Linked DNA regions of Homo sapiens: all the other regions are linked to region 2. A link is an interaction called in ENCODE POLR2A ChIA-PET data of the cell type or tissue named here. Cell type or tissue: GM12878. All regions are shown on one strand. Region 1 overlaps FAM193A (family with sequence similarity 193 member A). Region 2 overlaps RNF4 (ring finger protein 4). Region 3 overlaps NOP14 (NOP14 nucleolar protein). Region 4 overlaps FAM193A (family with sequence similarity 193 member A).

What was found. Peaks named below come from ENCODE experiments on the same cell type or tissue, not always from the same donor. Only the 100,000 strongest peaks of a DNase experiment are listed, where the experiment ranks them.
Region 1: POLR2A ChIA-PET joins it to region 2 with 6 read pairs; 3 of 35 experiments call an interaction of 5 or more read pairs at or near these places.
Region 3: POLR2A ChIA-PET joins it to region 2 with 5 read pairs; 2 of 35 experiments call an interaction of 5 or more read pairs at or near these places.
Region 4: POLR2A ChIA-PET joins it to region 2 with 6 read pairs; 7 of 35 experiments call an interaction of 5 or more read pairs at or near these places.

Annotation. Positions count from the first base shown.
Region 1 is chr4:2,685,752-2,688,251 of GRCh38, forward strand. The region is part of intron 13 of FAM193A (family with sequence similarity 193 member A); the gene reads left to right. Among named protein-coding and RNA genes, the nearest start is that of TNIP2, 69 kb to the right of the region's middle. In GM12878, no CTCF peak of the experiment used is centred here; no DNase peak of the experiment used is centred here.
Region 2 is chr4:2,481,720-2,484,219 of GRCh38, forward strand. The region is part of intron 1 of RNF4 (ring finger protein 4); the gene reads left to right. Among named protein-coding and RNA genes, the nearest start is that of RNF4, 14 kb to the left of the region's middle. In GM12878, no CTCF peak of the experiment used is centred here; a DNase peak (open chromatin) is centred at 1,242; H3K4me3 peaks cover 1,764 bases; H3K27ac peaks cover 1,393 bases.
Region 3 is chr4:2,945,445-2,947,944 of GRCh38, forward strand. It overlaps NOP14 (NOP14 nucleolar protein), which reads right to left. Exons shown (of 18, transcript NM_001291978.2): 10 at 2,082-2,167; 11 at 968-1,103. It overlaps NOP14-AS1 (NOP14 antisense RNA 1), which reads left to right. Exons shown (of 4, transcript NR_015453.2): 3 at 1,429-1,676. Among named protein-coding and RNA genes, the nearest start is that of NOP14-AS1, 11 kb to the left of the region's middle. RefSeq lists an enhancer at 1,191-2,390. In GM12878, no CTCF peak of the experiment used is centred here; no DNase peak of the experiment used is centred here.
Region 4 is chr4:2,583,639-2,586,138 of GRCh38, forward strand. All of the region lies in intron 1 of FAM193A (family with sequence similarity 193 member A), which reads left to right. Among named protein-coding and RNA genes, the nearest start is that of FAM193A, 48 kb to the left of the region's middle. In GM12878, no CTCF peak of the experiment used is centred here; no DNase peak of the experiment used is centred here.

The DNA of each region.
Region 1 (2,500 bases), 200 kb after region 2:
ATGTCCGAGTGGGTGTGGGTGGTAGAGGACAGGCGAGTCACCTAGCTCCTGGATAAACTCAGTGTGTGCGCAGTGGAAAGCAGTTTGTTGTGTTTGCATATTTGTGTCAGAGCTTTCATTTAAAGCAACAGTTTTCCTTTTCTATGGATTACTTCTTTTGTCTCAAAGTGGATAAAAATGCAAAACTTCTGCTAGTTGAAGCTTTGTGGGTTTGTATAACGAGTGAAATTGGTGTTCTGATTCAATAGCGTAGTCCACGTTCTGAGAGAGTTACTTTACAGTTATATCATTGGTGGACTTATAAAGTCATGGTCCAAAAATGGTCTAGGTGACAGACACCTATTTTTTCCTGAAAGAAATCCATAAGCTATTGAGGTCAGTAGGCATCTTCTGCAAAAGCATTAAAGAAAATACAACTTTTTTTGTTACTGATCCCTGTTACTTTTGTCCCTACAACTGGGCTTCCGTTTTTGAGTGTGTGGGGTTCTGAATAGTGTGTAAATCAAATGCGTAGAATCATTGCCGTATGTTTCCAATATTACAGTTATATAGATGCATTCCCTTATTCCTCTAAGCTAGACACTGTTCAGCAAACACTTATTGAACACCCAATATGTGCCAGGCCCTGTGCTAGACTCTAGGAAGACAAAAATCGGTTAGTCTTGGCCCCTCTTTTCAAAGAGTTCACAGTCTAAAGAGAAGACAAAAACATAATCAAAATATCAAAATGTTGTGACTTACAGATGCTAGGCAGAAAAGTAACACCGAAGAGAGAAAATTTTAAATGAGCCCACGGGTGGTTTTGCAGAGGAGGTGATGCTGATGAAATAGGGTTTTGAAGCATAAGCAAGAGCTCTCTGAACACACATGGGTGGTGGAGCCCAGGCTCTCAGCCAGGCTTTTCAAACCTGAAACCAAACAACTCATGGTCGTGTCTTGAGGAGTCCAGGAGGCACTTAACGTAGCTTCAGAGCCCTGAGAGTGCTTCTAGTCATGGTTTACCAGCTGGGCCGGCACAATGGGACTGCTGCTCAAAGCTAGCAGTTTGGCATCTGTCACGGGCTTCTGCCTTTTACAAGAAGGTCCTCAAGACCAAGAAGTCTTCTACTTGTTACTTTTTGTCAATTACTTCTCAGCAAAGCAGCTCTTAGCTTATCGCTGCTTTGTAGAAATGGGTATCTATTGAAATACGTTTTTTTATTTTCCTGGCTCTTGTCCCATGGGGCTCCCTTACCAAAACAATGACTTCAGGCCCTTTACTGTATCCTGGGTGGCCCGTCTGGACCTGTTTATTCCTGCTGTTGAGTCCTGAGTGTCTGCTCTACCCTCCTCTCCCCCTTTGCCTTCCTGGGCCTGTTCCAGGTCAGTGGACTCGCTGAGCTGTCCAGCAGCCCAGAGGGGAGTGCTTCCTCTCTGCTCCGAAGCACTGTGGAAGAAGGGCAAGGTGGAAAGGTTTGGTCGGTTGGTCAGGTGTTTTGTGTCCAGGGACTCTATGTCTATATAAGTAGTCTCTATATAGTAGTCTCTAAGACTATTGTCCTAGAAAATCAAAGCAGTGCACCATCACACTCACTGAATACTTACTATGGGCCAGGCAGTGTGCTCAACTCTTACCATACCCCTGGAGGTAGGTATTTCCAGATTACAGATGAGAAAACTAAAGCACAAAAAGATTGAGTGATTTGCCTGAGGTCACACAGCTAGCAAAAGGGAGAGCTGGCATCCGAGCTCGCCAGACTCCAGAGCCCAAAGGCCAAGACGTGGGACTAGAGTTCAGATCTAGCTGTCACCTGACCGTGCCTCCTCATAGTGGAGCCAGCAGTGGTAGCTCCTGGACTAGATGTGCAGTCCCAGCTTTCATCTTGATAGCTCCAGAATTCCTCCTTTCCTTGCCACCTTCACTGCCATTGCTTCATCCTTTCTCATCCCCTGACTAACCTACTCGTCCTCCTTCCGCCTTCTGGTTCATCCACAGCATTGCCACAAATTGATCTTTCCACAAAGCTGACCAAATCATCTCACTCTGCTGTTTAAATCCCTCTGTGACTCCCCAGCCCCTTCAGAACAAAGTGGTACAAAGTTGTCTTTGGCCTGGCTGCTGCCCACACTCAACCTGGAGCCTGTCAGGGTGTAGCACTGTCATCCCTGTACGTGCGCCATCCCTTTGCTCCTAACCTCTTCCTGTCCTCCCTCTGCCCCAGCCAGGCCAGCAGGATTCTGCCGAACCATCGCCCATTCTTAAGAACCCTCCAGGGAACCCTCCCACTTGAGTTTAAAGAATTCACTACTCATTTCTGCATCCCAGAGGATGTGATGACCAGGTTGCCCATAACTGGGCACTTCTCCTCTCCAGCAGACAGAAGTCCTGCTGAGGGAGAACCGTATGTCTGCCCAGCATTAGCAAGGACTGGGGGAGAAGGGCCAGGACCCAGATGTCCCACCTCATCCTAGAGCGCATATAATTTGGGGAAAGGCAGACATCAAACCAACAGGCTACAAG
Region 2 (2,500 bases):
TTTTTAAAGACAGAGTCTCGCTCTATCACCGAGGCAGGAGTGCAGTGGCATGGTCAGGGCTCACTGCAGCTTCAACCTCCCAGTCTCAAGCGAGCCTCCCACCTCAGCCTCCCAAGTAGCTGGGACTACAGTCGTACACCACTATGCCCGGCTAAGTTTTTGTATTTTTTTGTAGAGACAGGATTTCCCCATGTTGCCCAGGCTGGGACACTGATTTGTTAGTCTACTTTCTAGGTAAAGTGTTGAAGGAGAGTTGAAGAGGGCCTAGATTAGGGCTTCTGGGTGCTGGATTTCTCCACCAAGATGCAAGCCCCTAGAGAGTTGAGTTTGGCTAGCCCTTTGGTGACAGCTTGTATTGTCCCTTAGCCCACAGATGCATCTGACTAAGAGTAGAAGAACATGTCTCTCTTTAGGAGCCCGGAGCCAGAGACAGTGCTGTTTGAGATTAGGCCCCCTCTGGTGTGCCCTTCGAGAATTCCCATTGTGGGGCACTGCTCAGTTGCTCCCATCTGGTATGGGTCAAATAATCAGATTTGTGAGTGTCTCACAACCATCCCTGTACCCCAGCCAACCCTGGGTTCTGAATACAGTAGAGGCAGCTAAGCTGCTAGCTGGTCTCCAGCAGGCTCTGTGCTCAGTGGCCATCAACACCAGGTAGCTTGGCAAGCCTGCCTCCTGTGCTGACTGTGGGCCCTGGGGAAGTGTCGAGGATGTTGACGGCCTCTAGCATCTGAGGTACATCTGCCCCTCGGCCTCCGGAGGAGTGGATCCTTAGGTTTCCTTCATTATCTTACCCTTTCTCCTGGCTCCCAGAAATTACCTTGTTTTTATATGAGGCCCCAAAGCCTAGGCCATCTTGGCTGATAGATGTGAAAGCCCTTTGCTCCTTTCAGGCCCCTGGGGATTTTGGTTGTAGCCTGATTGCTGGTGGCAGCTTAATCGGGGCCATAAGATAATTTTATGGAAGACCTGGTTACTTGGCATCTGAACAAGCCTCATTGCCTCTCTGAGCATAGTCTGCTGCTTTCTGCTTTGATCAAATTCATTCCTCTTGTCCCTGCAAACCTTCAGGGGAGGCCAATGTTCAAGGCCCCTGAGCCTTAGGAATAAATAACTCTGGGTGAGAACTGCCTGTCATTGGCTGTGTGCCGGCTTTCTTCAACCTCCTCTGAGTCCTGTTCTAAGTCTAAGCCGTTGTGATTAGCTACATCCTGCCAAGTCTGTTCTGGAAATGAATAAAGCCCTTGCTGAGAGCCGGAAACATTGGTTCCAGTTCCTCCTGGGGTGAAGGTTTGTTTTGCCTTTATTTAATAGCACTCATACCTGTAAGAAGGGACATGCTCTCCAGCCCTTCTGATATAATACCTATTTATTACTTGATTTGTTGATCATCTTTCCAGCTAGGATATATGCTCCATGGGTAGTTTTTTGTTGCTGTTTCCCATCCCATTCCTAGCCCCTGGAGCAGTGCCTTACCCAGACTAGGCACCTGTGAATAGTTAGCAAATTAGTTGATAGAGCTGCCTTCTGGGTGCTAGGAACCATACTGGGTGTTTCATTCAGCGGTCACTGGTTCCACAGAGGTGAGGTGTTCTACTCAATTAAAGATGTGGACACTGAGGCACAGAAGGCAAGTATTTGTCCAAGGCTGTAGGGCTTATTGGCCAGCCACATCATTGCTGACCGCTTAACCACATACCCTCATTTGTATAATGAGCAAGAGGCTCATATTTCTTCTGAGTATTAAGGTGTGGTTATTGATATGACTGAGGGTATCAAAGTTCTGTTTAAGAGGTGTTTGTGAACAGGTGCGGTGGCTCACACCTATAATCCCAGCACTTTGGGAAGTCAAGGTGGGCAGATCACTTGAGGTCAGGAGTTGGAGACCAGCCTGGCCAACATGGCAAAGCCCCATCTCTACTAAAAATACAAAAATTAGCCGGGCATGGTGGTGGGTTCCTGTAATCCCAGCTAGTTGGGAGGCTGAGGCACAAGAATTGCTTGAACCTGGGAGGTGGAGGCTGCAGTCAGCCAAGATCACACCACTGCACTCCAGCCTGGGTGACAGAACAAGACTGTGTCTCAAAAAAAAATTATTTGTTTTTATTGATTTTTATTTATTTATTTATTTTGAGACTGAGTTTCACTTGTTGCGCAGGCTGGAGTGCAATGGTGCGATCTCGGCTCACCTCCACCTCTTGGGTTCGAGCGATTCTCCTGCCTCAGGTTCCCGAGTAGCTGGGATTACAGGCGCCCACCACCACACCCAGCTAATTGTTGTATTTTTAGTAGGGGGTGGGTTTCACCATATTGTTCAGGCTGGTCTCGAACTCCTGGCCTCAGGTGATCCCCCCCCGCCTCGGCCTCCCAAAGTGCTGGGATTACAGGTGTGAGCCACCATGCCTGACCCAGGTCTCTTATTTTCAGTGGGTAATTGTATCAGACTCTGCCTCCCAGGTGGGGTTTGAGGGTTCTGTGTACCTGGTGTAGGCCTAGGCTA
Region 3 (2,500 bases), 460 kb after region 2:
TCAAAGCAGTCAACAATGGTTATAGACACGGGCTCAGATCATGTTTTGGGGAGTTGATTAAAAATCACTAACCTAAGTCCTACATTTTTAAGCTTCTGCTAACTATTGTGAATCCATTTCAACACAAACACCAGGCAACAGAATAAAGAGCGTATCTCAGCAAGTATTTCCTTAAAGTTACTAAAGCTGAAAATACAGCATGAGGCTGTTATAAAATTGTTAAAAATCTCAGCGTACAAATGTCTCCCAACCTTTGAATAACATAGAAACCGAGACCAATTTAAACCAGCCCACAGGCTTGGGCCCTTAAGGACAATACCGTGGTTCTATTTGCCTTCCAATGTTTTTGTCACTGGACCAAATACAGCACCATTCACGTGGAATCAAACCAGAATCTCCCTGCACGACCCACACGTTAGTCCATGGCTAGTGGAGGAGTGCCCTCCCCTCCCAGGCTCGCTGCCGTGCACTCTCACTCCAGATCACCCTCACTGCCGTGCACTCTCACTCCAGATCACCCTCACTGCCGTGCACTCTCACTCCAGATCACCCTCACTGCCGTGCACTCTCACTCCAGATCACCCTCACTGCCGTGCACTCTCACTCCAGATCACCCTCACTGCCGTGCACTCTCACTCCAGATCACCCTCACTGCCGTGCACTCTCACTCCAGATCACCCTCGCTGCCGTGCACTCACTCCAGATCACCCTCACTGCCGTGCACTCTCCAGATCACCCTCACTGCCGTGCACTCTCCAGATCACCCTCACTGCCGTGCACTCTCACTCCAGATCACCCTCACTGCCGTGCACTCTCACTCCAGATCACCCTCGCTGCCGTGCAGCTCACTCCACATCACCCTGGAAGCACAGGGTACAGCCAAGAGCATCGTACCCGTCGTCCACCTTCTGTGATGCCAAACAGAACTTCTGTGGCAGGGGCAGTGCCTAGACTGAACTCTGCTTACCACATCCAACCCTGGCAATGCCGCCCGGCCTTTGGTCTCAATCATTTCTTCCATCTCATGCATCGCATCTCGGAGAACAAATTTGATAGCGTCACTTGCAGATTCAGGAAACATCTGGCAAAGATGATATAAGTGCCTGTTAAGCAGAAATGTAAAGTCAGGAGAGAATGACTTTAGATAAGAAACACAGAAAAGCCCTGCAAGCCACTTTCCTATGCAGTCACCTGTTGACTGAGCAAGTAAGAACTGGATGAATCCGCTTTTTCTAACAGCATTCTTAAGAGTCTACACTCACTTCTGCCATTTCCTAAAAACTCGGCCATAACATTATGGACTGGAGGTGGTGGGAGAAACAGCTCGATTTGTGGTACAGACGTTGTTGGGGGCACCACTCTGTGTGGCAGCTGCAGCTGACAGCTCCAAGGCACTTTCCATATTAACTCATTTATTCCTCACGACAGGTACTTCTTTGATAGTGCCTCCATGCATGCAGAAGATGACGTGGAGAGCTCCGCGCGGCACAGGGCAGGAAGCTGGTGTGCACTCTCATGGATCCGAAGCCAACACACGCCTCTCAACTGAGGACTCTGCCCCTCTGGCATTCTTCCAGCCACCAGCCCTGGGGGCCAGGAGCCACTGAGTGGGTCACACAGCCTTAGAGGGCAACGAGGGCAGGAGCTCGCCCTGGCGGTCCCCATGCAGACAAGAGGTACACACTCCCTGGCATGCAAAGCCACCCAACTGGGTTTCACTGAAGGGTGAGGGGCGGGGTGTCTACCGTGCTTTCCAAATACCGCTCAGTCACCCAGAGCTTGAAACTTACAATGAGCCACCCCATCCCAGCCACAAATCTAAAGGGGTTCACTTGTTTCAAAATCAACTTGTTTGTGGTTAAAAGTCAGTCCCAGCTCTACAGTGGCTGGAGCGGCACGTGTGAGAAGCCGGCTTGCGCTGTGAGGCTCACAAGCCCTGGGTGACCACCTGCCCACTTGGCATGCTGACACCATCATTCCACCTACCTTAGTAACTCTGGAATGTATTTTTATGACTCTAAATGGGAGAAAAATTGTTCTGCTTAACCCCACATCCCAGATGACACACCATTTTTACTTACACAACCAACTTATCAATGACTGTGAGGTCTGGTGGGTCATCTGTAGCCAAATCGCCAACGTATTCCAAAAGAAAGCCAAACAGTTTCTGCAGGAACATGAATTGGGAAATAAAGCTCAGTGCTCAGCACCAAGAACAAAGCCACAGGCACACAGCTTCTGGATCACGTACATTCTGGTGACAACCAGGTGGGGCAGGGGAGCCCAGGGTGACAGACACGAGCAGCCTTCTAAAATGTAAGCAAATACACTGCTAGAACTTGCTAAGCACTAGAAGGTGTAGGGGGGAGAAAGCTAAGGGCAAGGCGCATCCTTCTACAGAACAGCTGACAACACACCACTAGGAAAGCACGACGAGGAACACGGGCAGCACGGCGTCCTCCTCACAGGCAATATCCACCATTCACTGAAAGAGGCACGA
Region 4 (2,500 bases), 100 kb after region 2:
GTTTCTGCAGTTGCCAGAAATTGTCCTGACAGCCTGTACTCAGCCTTTCGCAATTTGTCTTTTATTCTTGCTGAACTCTTCTTACTAGTGTGTCTGATTGTGTCTACCCCAGGTGAGTGTATTTGTTTTCTTTCCCTGAAGGCACTTAAGATTATGGGCCAGTGTTTGTTCTGTAACCACAGCTCTCCAGCAGGTTCAGAAACAGTCATGGATATGAAGTTAGTCTGGCTGTTTTGCACTGTAAGGTTGAGCATTATGCTGTCCCAGGTCTCTTCATCCTAGGGCAGAAGACAGAAGCAGCCATGTCTTGAGGAACAGAAGTTTTTTGGTGTAAGTCCAGTTTACCAATTTTTTTAATGATTAGTGCTTTTGGGGTCTCAAGAGATCTTTGTCTACTCCAAGGTTGGGAAAACCTTCTTCTTTGTTTTCTTCTAGAGGTTTTATAATTTTAGCTGTTATATATAGGTCTGTGATCTATTTCAACTTAATTTTGGGTATGGTGTGAGGTGAAGTTGGAGGTGTCCCCCACTCCATATTCATATCCAGTTGTGTACCATTTATTGAGAGATCTCTCCCTATGGAATCACCTTGTTCATTTGTCCTTTAACAATGTTCTTTAAACAACATTTCTTAAAAAAATTAGCGGTGCTTGGTGGCTCGCACCTGTAATCCCAGCTACTCAGGAGGCTAAGCAGGAGAATCGCTTGAACCTGGGAGGCAGAGGTTGCAGTGAGTGAAGATTGTGCCACTGCACTCCAGCCTGGGCGACAGAGTGAGATTCCGTCTCAAAAAAAAAAAAAAAACACCCATCTCTAAAGAATATTTCTTACTGTTAAATACTATAAAAATGCATAAAAGTAATGTACAGGTTTGCAAATTAATTTGACCCCTGGTATAAGCACCATTCAGATAAGGAAATAGAACATTACCAGGACTCCAAAAGCCTGCTAAAGGCTACTACTCGATTACAGTTTCCTTTCTTTTCCTTTCGTTAAACATACTAAATGGCAGGGTGCGGTGGCTCAAGCCTGTAATCCCAGCACTTTGGGAGGCCGAGGTGGGCAGATCATGAGGTCAAGAAATCGAGACCATCCTGGCCAACATAGTGAAACCCCATCTTTACTAAAAATACAAAAATTAGCTGGGCGTGGTGGTGTGTGCCTGTAGTCCCAGCTACTCAGGAGGCTGAGGCAGGAGAATTGCTTCAACCCAGGTGACGGAGGTTGCAGTGAGCCGAGACCGTGCCACTGCACTCCAGCCTGGCGACAGAGCAAGACTCTGTCTCAAAAAAAGGAAAAAAAAAACAAACCAAAACTAAACATCCCAACACTATAGTTTTGCCTGTTTTTGTACCTTATATAAATGGAAGCATCCATACTGAATACGGTATATAACTTGTCTCACCCAACAATATTTGAAAGATTTATTTGTTTTGAACTTAGCTATGGTTTATCCATTTTAATTCCTGTATAGTATTTCACCATATAGATGACTGTTCATTCATTCTACAGTTTATGGGTTATTTCCAGTTTGGGACTGGCATGAATACTCTTGTACATGTATTTTGGTGCATACAGGACTTAATATGAGGAAAGATAGATATCCAGAAAAGGAATTACTGGGTCATAGTCTACATGTATTTTCACAGTCTTCATGTAATGCCTATTTCCCAAAGTGGTTATACCTATTTTCACTCTACCAGCAGTGCTTGAGAGTTCCCATTGTTTCATGTTTTTGGCTGAGCGTGGGTTTTGTCCTAATTTTTTGTTTCAGCCTCTCTGGTGGGTAAATGGTGGTACTATGATTTAATTTATCTGTGATATCTGTGACATATGTTTATGTCTATGGACCATTTGGGTCATCTGTTGTGAAGAACCCGTTCAAGTCTTTTGCCCAATTTTTTCAGTCAAGTTGTATATCTTTTTCCTATTTTTCTCATTTTTCACTTTTTTTTGTCATTTTTTTCATTTTCTTAATGTTTATCAAATAGAAGTTTTAAATTTTAGGCTGGGCATGGTGGTTCATGCCTGTAATCCTAGCCCTTTGGGGAGGCCAAAGTGGGCGGATCACCTGAGGTCAGGCGTTCAAGACGAGCCTGGCCAACATGGCAAAACCCCGTCTTTACTAAAAAATACAGAAATTAGCTGGGTGTGGTGGCGGGCACCTGTAGTCCTAGCTGCTTGGGAGGCTGAGGCAGGGATAATTGCTTGAACCTGGGAGGTGGAGGTTGCAGTGAGCCAAGATTGTGCTACTGCACACCAGCCTGGGTGGCAGAGTGAGACTGCATCTCAAAAAATAAATAATTTTTAAATAGTTGAATCTGGGCTGGGTGGGGTGGCTCATGCCTGTAATCTCAGCACTTTGGGAGGCCGAAGCTGGTGGATCACTTGAGGTTGGGAGTTCATGACAAGCCTGATCAACATAGAGAAACCCCATCTCTACTAAAAAGACAAAATTAGCCAGGCGTGGTGGTGCATGCCAGTAATCCTAGCTACTGGGG